Linked DNA regions of Homo sapiens: region 2 is linked to region 1. The links are chromatin loops, found by intact Hi-C in ENCODE. Cell type or tissue: CD4-positive, alpha-beta T cell. All regions are shown on one strand. Links, peaks and the distances in the headings refer to the core of each region. The heading gives the core; the rest is flanking DNA. Region 1 has its middle 13 kb from the start of LINC01480. Region 2 overlaps ARHGEF1 (Rho guanine nucleotide exchange factor 1).

Region 1 (4,262 bases), core at 263-4,262:
CTCCTTGGCTGTGAGGGTCTTCCTGGAAAGAGCCAGGTCCAGCTGCATTTTCTCATACCCTGAAATCGCACCACTACACCCCAGCCTGAGCAACAGAGCCAGACTCCATCATTTAAAAAAAAAAAAAAAGTACCCAAAAGAGTTCCAGAATAAGATAAAAATGGTTTACATACAATCTCGCTATCTGGGAATATAAAGTGCAGTTACTAAAAGCAGGGAATCTCTTTCCTGAAACTATTTCTAACTCTGTGAGGAGCTGCTAGATTCTACAGTGCCTGACAGACAGCTCTCAAGGGCCGTTTGGCTTGTGAATGGCATTTCCAAGGCAAACATCTTGTTTGAAAGCTGCTGCTCTGGTTAAAGAAGGGTCATGAAAGTCTTTTTTTTTTTCCAGTTATTTGGGTGAAGTATGTTTTTGCGAGCAAATTTACCTTTCCCTCTGCGTTCTCCACATTTTGGGTTGTGATTTTATGACAATATAGTTTGTATATTCAACTTATACATATTTATAGTGTTCAGTAAGAGCCTTTTAAAATAAAACAATTGAACACATTGGTTATTTTCACAAGACTCTAACCAAAATAGTATATTTTTAGGTAAAAACCCAGGAAAATTAACTCAAAAGTAGCCTATATGGCCGATGAATTCTTGCTGCATTTTATGCAAATTATCAGGCCAAGTGTAATAAGCCTAAAATTGATTTTGCACACAAATTGGTCTTACTGTAATTTCTCTTTAATAGGAAAAATAGGGGGCTACAGACCAACCAGGATCTTCATGAGGACCAGTGAGCACAGGAGTAGGAAAGGGGTCACTAGCATCACTGAGATGCAGGTGGTGGCCATTCCTCATAGAAAACGAGATTTTTGGGGAACCTCCCATAGTGCTGAGCTCCATAGTGCCCACGGGGATGACAGAATCTGAGAATGGCTGGGACCAGGACTTTTGTCATCAAAAGCCAGCTGGAGGGTATAGGCAGTAAAATTGGAATGCAGCAAAGGGAGGCTGACCTGCAAAGCACTAGGAGGGATCTCATAAAACCTGTTACCCTTAGAGGCAAGACAGGTGGAAAAAGAGTAAGTATGTCACTTAGTAGACATAATCAAGAGGAGCAGAAAGCCAAGGTCAGCTGTCCGCCATAGAATGTCATGATCCCTTGCTCAGTGAAGACCTGAGACAGTCCTCACACCACTATATGTTTTTCTTTTTATAACCTTTATTAAAATACAGTTTATTTTTTCATTTACTTGGCACATTTGTATAATTGTGAAATTGTTTTCTTAGTAGTTTTAGTTACATATACTCAGTATAATGTTAGCTTTTAGGAACCCCTCTTTAGTAAAAATAAAACAAAAACGTAAGCAATTTTAATTGGTAGGAGTTGCAGAGCCCACAGCAAAGGACAGAGCTGTGGAAAATGTCTGACTCTTCCCAGCACGGAGTCGGGCCGTGGCTCCTTTCACATGTCCCCAGACCTCAGCTAGAATTGAATGCTCTAAAACAGACAGGCCAGATGATTATTTAAAATGTTTTGGAAACAGTTTTTGACCTGCAAATATTTAGTAATGGCAATATTTCACATGTCTCATGTGGACAAAATGTCTACATTGTGAAGATATTTTTCTTTTACTTTACTAATAATTTTTAAAACTGACTTTATTGTTTTAAGTTTTGTAAAGTCACATGAACTAAAAGGCAATTGAGTTAACGTTTCAATTTTTCTGATAAAGACTTGATTGAAGTGTTTATTTTTAAGCCAATGAATGAGAGATTTATCATATATTTTGAAGTGAAACGCTATATACACATGACTCATCTAAATATACAGACTGAGGTCAATTTTATAGATTTAGAACTTTTTTTATTTGTTGGGCTTTTAATATTTTTTAAAAGCTTTACATCCTTTATTTTTGATAATTTGTGATTTCCCTGGTGCAATTATTTGGAGCCCACAGCAGTTGGGATCTGTGTATGCAGCAGAGGGTGCCCCTCCAAGCCTCTGGCTCTCTAAGGCCTCCTTCCATTTCAAGGGTAATTAAAATAAGGCTGATTGTTAGGGATTCTGGTGTGATGAACCCCAGCCCTCTCCCACTTCTGGGGGCTAAGTGTTTACATGCCATCGCCCTTTGTTCCCCTACTGGGCCTCACATCACCTTCTTCCTCTTCTGGACTCAAATCTCTCTCTGCTTCCCCTTCCTAAGGACACTTGGGATTTCACGAGGGTCTAGCTAGATAAGCCGGGAGAACCTCCCACTGTTAAGATAATTAACTTCCTCACATTCACAAAAGCTCCTTTGCCACAGAAAGTCACTCTCACAGGCTACAGGTCATAGTTCGCAGTTACAGGAACTTGAAAATATTCTGCCTTCAAGTCCACCAGCTTTTGTAAAAAGCATCTGTTTCCTGTCCTGTGTAGTTGAGCACACTAAAGTCTTGTTCCCTTAGTCATTCCTCCTTCTGCTGCCCCTGTGGGGAGGGTCTTGCTGCCTGTACCCACCTCTGACATTTGCACTCTTAGACAACATAGCCGCTAATTTGTTGGAAAGGCGTTAAATTAAAAAAAAAAAAGTGCTATTTACCGCCTCCCTCTTTGACAGAAGACTGTCTGTCAAAGTAACCCCGCCCCAAGTGACTTTTTAAGGGGTGGCTCACCAGGAGGGAGTCAGAGCAGAACTTGGACTGAGTCCTGCAGGACACAGGTATTAGCTTTTCTCTTTTATTTGCTTTATGTTTCATTTACTTCTTTGGATCGAATAGCTCCAATTGTATTGCTGTTATTTGGTTTTTCATTTTGTTGTTGGGTTTTTTGATGTGGTGTTTTTTTGTTTTGTTTTGTTTCTTTTTGTCTTTTTAGAAAGAGGGTTTCCCTCTATTGCCCTGGCTGGAGTACAGTGGTGGAATCACTGTTCACTACAGCCTCCAACTTATTCCTGGGCTCAAGCAATCCTTCTGTCTCCATCTCCTGAGCAGCTGGGACTCTAGGCATTTGCCACCGTGCCCAATTTTTTTTTAATTCCTTTTTAAAAATATTTTAATCCTTTCCGGAAAAAAATATGTTTTCCATGGACTTGCTTATTTCCTTTATACAGTCCATTGTCGTTGAATTCTTATTTGAATTTGTGATACACCCTCTCATAGGGAACATAACAAATTTCCTCCCACAGCAATTAATGACGAGTGCGATGAGAAGCATAATGACAATGATTAACTTGATAATTAAAAATCTAATCAACCAACTGTTGATGATTGTACTAAACAAAATAATTTCATTTTTACACAACCAGTTGTATGTGAACTATGTTGAAAACAGGATGCATGACTGGCGGCCAGAACAAAGAAGTTTGGTTTAATTTCTATCTATACACCCAGTAAAATATCTGTAATACCACTGGAAAACCTTAAAATACATTATCTATTTCTTGTAAAAGAATGATGAAATGTGAATTTGAACAGCATAAATATGTACAAGTATCTCTTCTCAACGGAAAAAATTATGTTTGTGGATGAAATATGAACCGAGTTTGTGGATGAAATATGAGCAGCATGAATATGCACAGATATCTCTCCTCAATGGAAAAAATCACGTACAAAATATAAGAACCCAGTTTGTGGATGCGTGAATAATGATAAATTGAGGCCGGGCGCGGTGGCTCACGCCTGTAATCCCAGCACTTTGGGAGGCTGAGATGGGCGGATGACCCGAGGTCCGGAGCTCAAATCCAGCTCGACCAATGCGGTGAAACCCCATCTCTAGTAAAAATACGAAAATTAGCCGGGTGTGGTGGCGCATGCCTGTAATCCCAGCTACTCGGGAAGCTGAGGCAGGAGAAATGCTTGAACCCTGGAGGTGGAGGTTAATAGTGTGCCCAGATCGCACGACTGCACTCCAGACTGGGTAACAGAGTGAGACTCCGCTTCAAAAAAACAAAAAACAAAGAATAATAATAATAACGATAAATCCTATATGTTACGGTAAAAATCTTCATGAGAACAAATTTACTATCATTTTTTCTACTGAATGGATGATCATGAAAAGGAATTTATTTTTATTTCGTATGATGGACTGAGCATCATGAAAAAAAATACTACCTTTTGGATTGTTGAACTTCCATCCTGAGAAATTTACTATTGTGCTGCATGCTGCAGTGATGATCTTGTGATCTCAGCAATGCCCATGGGGCAATTTACATCGGGACTCGTTTCATCTCTAGACCTTCACTTACCTGAGAAAGACAAGTGTCTTTTGATAAATAAAATATTGT
Region 2 (4,519 bases), core at 208-4,207, 340 kb after region 1:
ACTTCTGTTACCAGGCTGGAGTGCAGTGGCGCGATCTCAGCTCACTGCAACCTCCGCCTCCCGGATTCAAGCGATTCTCCTGCCTCAGCCTCCCGAGTAGCTGGGACTACAGGCTCGTGCCACCACGCCCAGCTAATTTTGGTATTTTTAGTAGAGACAGGGTTTCACTATGTTGGCCAGGATGGTGTCGATCTCTTGACTTCGTGATCCGCCCGCCTTGGTCTCCCAAAGTGCTGGGATTACAGGCGAGAGCCACCGTGCCTAGCCTATTTTATTTTAAGACAAGGTCTCACTCTGTCGCCCAGGCTGGAGGGCAGTGGCACAATTTTGGCTCACTGCAACCTCTGCCTCCTGGGCTCAGGCGATCCTCTCATCTTAGCCTCCCAAGTAGCTATGACTACAGGCATGAACCACCACACCTGGCTATCTTTTGTAGAGATGGGGGTTTCACCATGTTAGCCAGGCTGGTCTCGAACTCCTGAGCTCAAGTGATCCACCTGCCTTGGTCTCCCAAAGTGCTGGGATTACAGGTGTGAGCCACTGTGTCCACCAAATGCAGTTTATTTTAAATGCGTAAACTCTGTAGCCCAACTGCCCAGGTCTGAGTCCTGGTTCTGCCTCTTATGAGCTGTGCCTCAGTTTCCTTCTTTGTTAAATGGAGGTGAGAATAATAATGATCTCTTGGAGTCACCGAGAGGATTAAATGAGTTATTACCTGTCAACCAGCGATGCCATGCCTGGCACATACTAAGTGTCTCTTTTGTGTCAGCTGTCATTTCATTATTATTGTGATAAGGAATAAGGAGATAAGAACTTGGCAAGTGCACAGTTCCAGACCTGGCACCAAGCACTTGCAAAGATAATGAGTATCCCCTCCTTTGCCTTTTTAAAATTTCCCTGCCTCAGTTGAGCGTTTCTACCTCTGAGTGGGATGAGCATGCACCCTCCACGTCCGTGGTCATGTTTCATAGTGAGACAGGGTCTCACTGTGTTCCCCAGGCTGGTCTCAAACTCCTGAGCTCAAGCGATCTTCCCACCTTGGCCTCCCAAAGTGCTGGGGTTACAGGCATGAACCACCTCACCTGGCCAGTTTGCAAATTTATTAAAGTGAATGTTTAACAGTACTTGAATCTTGAATTGCCCAAGCTTAGATATTGGACAATACACTTTGTGGGAAATAATAAAAATGATGCCTTCCCCAGGTGGACCCACAGGGTGGCATTTGGACACTCCAGAAAGCATCATTGTTTAATCATCAAAATCCTGGTTACCATTTACTGGGGAGCTAGGGAGGAGGCCCATAAAGCAGGAGAAGGGCGGGTCTCTGCTGGCTTGGGTTATAAATAGCTTTGGGCTGTGGGGAGCCCCGCCGCTGGTCCACCCCACCCCTCTTTCCACAGCTCCTTCCCACCTGACACGGGCTCCGTGGCATTAGTCAGACTAATTAAGGACACAGAAGATGTCGGTGGAAAGACTCAGAGAGAAGTGGAGACTCAAGGAGAGACAAAGATGGGAGAGACAGCAAGAGATGGGGGAGAAAAAGGGATGGAGAGATGAGAGACAGCACATGAGACTGTGACTCAGAGAGGTGTGAGGATGGTGGCTGCAGAAACCAGATGTGGGAGGACAGAGGCACAGAGACAGGGACAGGACAGACGGAGCTACAGAAGCAGGAAGGGGGTGTCACCGCTGAGAGGGAGAGATGGAGGGAGGAGAGGCAGGGATGGTGGGGAAAATGAGACAGTTCTGGAGGAAGGGAAAGAGAAAAATCAGGAAACAGGGTGAAAAGAGACCAAGACATGAGACAGATTCAAGGGACAGACAGCCAAGGAGAGCTGGCTGCGGACAGACCAAGGCGCACGTAGGGTGGAGGGGACAGACGCACCTTGGAGATGGGCTGTCTGAGGCCCCATCACTTGGTTTCTGGGACTGGAAGCCTGGGAAGAGATGAGGTCCCTGGGGGAAAGAAGAACTTCTGGGTTTGGGGACTCCCAGTCCCTGAGGGAGGAGGGTTCTGAGTTTTGTTTTCTTATGTGGAGAGTTGGGGGTTGGGGGTTTGCCATTGTGACTTCCTGTCACAGGAAGTGGGGCTGGTGGGTTCCAAGGCAACATCCTGTCCCAGGCCTGTCACAGACCAGAGGAGACCCCTGCACCCCACTTCTCTCCCGCCTCTCCTCTAACCCTCCCATCCCCTCTTGCCTCTGGGCTGTGCCCTCAGGAATTAGCCCCCAGGCCCCTGGTCCCTCCAACCTGGGAGTCCAGGCCCCCAGCCCCCTCTTCCATTAGGGCATTAGGGACCCCAGATTGCAGGCTGTCAGACTCAGCCTTCCCATGGACCCAGGCTCCTGAGCCTCCAACGCCTGCCCCCGCAAGGCTCCCGTCCCTGGGCTCCCGCCCCCTGGCGGGTCTCTGAAGGGCTCTTTGTGGCCACACAGAGGCCCCATTGAGCTGCGGAGGCTGGGATGGGGGAGGCTGTTTACTCACCTTCACACCTGGGCCAGGAATCTGTGAGTAACCACCCTGGGCCGCCTCCTCCCACCCTCCTAACCACAGCCCCTCCTCTTCCTCCAGCCCTGCAGAGCCCAGGGAGATGGAAGACTTCGCCCGAGGGGCGGTGAGTGGACAGAGCAAGGGGTGAGGCGACTCTGGGGCTGTGGGTGGAGAGTCCTGTGGACTGAAGCTGCCCTCCCTTTCCACAGGCCTCCCCAGGCCCCTCCCGGCCTGGCCTGGTTCCCGTCAGCATCATCGGGGCTGAGGATGAGGATTTTGAGAACGAGCTGGAGACAGTGAGTGGGAGATAGGGTGGAAAAGCTCTGTCCCAGGCTCAGTGTCCCGCCCCAGGTCCCCTCCCACCTGCAGATGCTGTCTTCTTGGCCTTTTCCCACGGTCTGTCTCATCCTCTCATCTCCCTGGTACCTCCTTCCTCACCTCGCCGACCCCACACAGCAGCATAGACGCCCACCCTTCTTACTCTTAACCCCATTTCTTATCGTTGCTCTCTCCTCCCCCAGCATGGACCCCAATTTCTTCTCTCCTAATTTCTGTCCTCATCATCCACCATTATAATATTAAGTCTCATCCATTCTCCCTGAACACCTGCCCTTGCTGTCACCATCATTTTTTGGACACTGTCACCACTCCCCACTTCCCAGGAGCTAACCCTGGCTTGGATCCCTTGTGAAGTGCCAGGAATGGGTAGGGTCAACCCTAAGGCCCCTCCTCTTCTCCCCATTGTACTCACCCCTTCCTGCACCCCCAGAACTCAGAAGAGCAAAACAGCCAGTTCCAGAGCCTGGAGCAGGTGAAGCGGCGCCCAGCCCACCTCATGGCCCTCCTGCAGCACGTGGCCCTGCAGTTTGAGCCAGGACCCCTGGTGAGGGCAGGGCTGGGTGGGCACAGGGAGGGGTGGGGCTGGGACAGGCACAGCTTTTAGCGAATTAAACCAGCGAGCTAGTGCCTGGAGGGTCTGGAAAAGCAGATCTAGAACACAGAGAGCCAGATCTAGAAAGAGAGAATGCTTTAGACAAGAGCCAGAAAGCATGCCACGTGACCTCAACAGGCTTACAAGTGCCCAGGGTAGATCTCAGTGCGCAGCGGGCAGGGTACACACGTCAGGACCCCGCGGAGCCACAGAGAGTCCAGCAGCCTGGCAGAAACCACATCCCATCCCACTCTGTGCCTGTGGCAGCGCCCCCATCAGCCTGTGGCAGCACCTTTCCGTGAACTCTAGGGGACCAAATTCTTCTCTCCAAAGCCTTTTTGGCAGATGCCAGCACGCAGTCATTCACGGTTGATGGTTGGGAAAAAGAAGCTGTTAGCCATCCCAGGTCTAGGGAGCACAGCAGGCCCTGATCTGGAAACAAGAAAACCACCACACACAGCTCACAAGGCAGACCACACAATTGTGGATCCAGAAGCCTCCGGATGAGGCAGAAGATACCTGGGAGATGTGGATGGACAACCGTGCCATCCAGAAACACCCGCAGAGTCTAGAAAACCCAGCAGGTGATTTAGAAAGGGAGAGGCCACAGTGCTGGCTGGCAGGGGATCTGTAGACAAGGGTCTCATCCCAAGAAGACCCCGTCCAGCCCAGCACAGGATAGGAGGACAGCCTGGGGACAGCCAGGGCACTGCACCATGTGGACATGCATAGTGGACCCCTCCAGAAAACAAGGAAACCGATAGAGTGGGGAGAAGTGCCCGAGGCATGCAGAAAGAAGAACATGTCAGCTGCAAGACCAGAGGCTGGTCATCCGGACGCCAAACCATCAGATATGCAGAAAATTAGGAAATTGCAGTCTTTCCCCTGTCTACATTCTCTTTCCAGAAGAGTGGTTCCCCCGACAACCACATGCACGGAGACTCTGGCCCTCTGAGCAAGGGAGTCCCCTATTCAAGCCTTGGGGTTTCTAGAACACCAGATTGTGGACATCAGCCCAGGGATCGTGCTGACTACCATGTTCTTTTACAGATGTGGAAACCGAGGCCTAGAGAGGGTCAGGGACTTGCCTGAGGTGAC

The links. A loop is a pair of places that touch in the nucleus more often than their neighbours do. Peaks named below come from ENCODE experiments on the same cell type or tissue, not always from the same donor. Only the 100,000 strongest peaks of a DNase experiment are listed, where the experiment ranks them.
Region 2: it touches region 1 in a loop (2.8-fold over the local background); 2 of 110 quality-filtered maps call a loop at or near these places.

What each region holds. Positions count from the first base shown.
Region 1 is chr19:41,546,854-41,551,115 of GRCh38, forward strand. It overlaps a transcript of CEACAM21 not described here. Among named protein-coding and RNA genes, the nearest start is that of LINC01480, 13 kb to the left of the region's middle. In CD4-positive, alpha-beta T cell, for the core only: no CTCF peak of the experiment used is centred there; a DNase peak (open chromatin) is centred at 2,628; H3K4me3 peaks cover 2,384 bases; H3K27ac peaks cover 2,155 bases.
Region 2 is chr19:41,885,493-41,890,011 of GRCh38, forward strand. It overlaps ARHGEF1 (Rho guanine nucleotide exchange factor 1), which reads left to right. Exons shown (of 29, transcript NM_004706.4): 2 at 2,572-2,614; 3 at 2,700-2,786; 4 at 3,260-3,373. The coding sequence starts at 2,591. Among named protein-coding and RNA genes, the nearest start is that of ARHGEF1, 4.6 kb to the left of the region's middle. RefSeq lists enhancers at 2,015-2,074, 2,115-2,164. In CD4-positive, alpha-beta T cell, for the core only: a CTCF peak has its summit at 2,418 (motif pointing left); DNase peaks (open chromatin) are centred at 1,599, 2,079, 2,459 and 3,609; H3K4me3 peaks cover 3,678 bases; H3K27ac peaks cover 3,807 bases.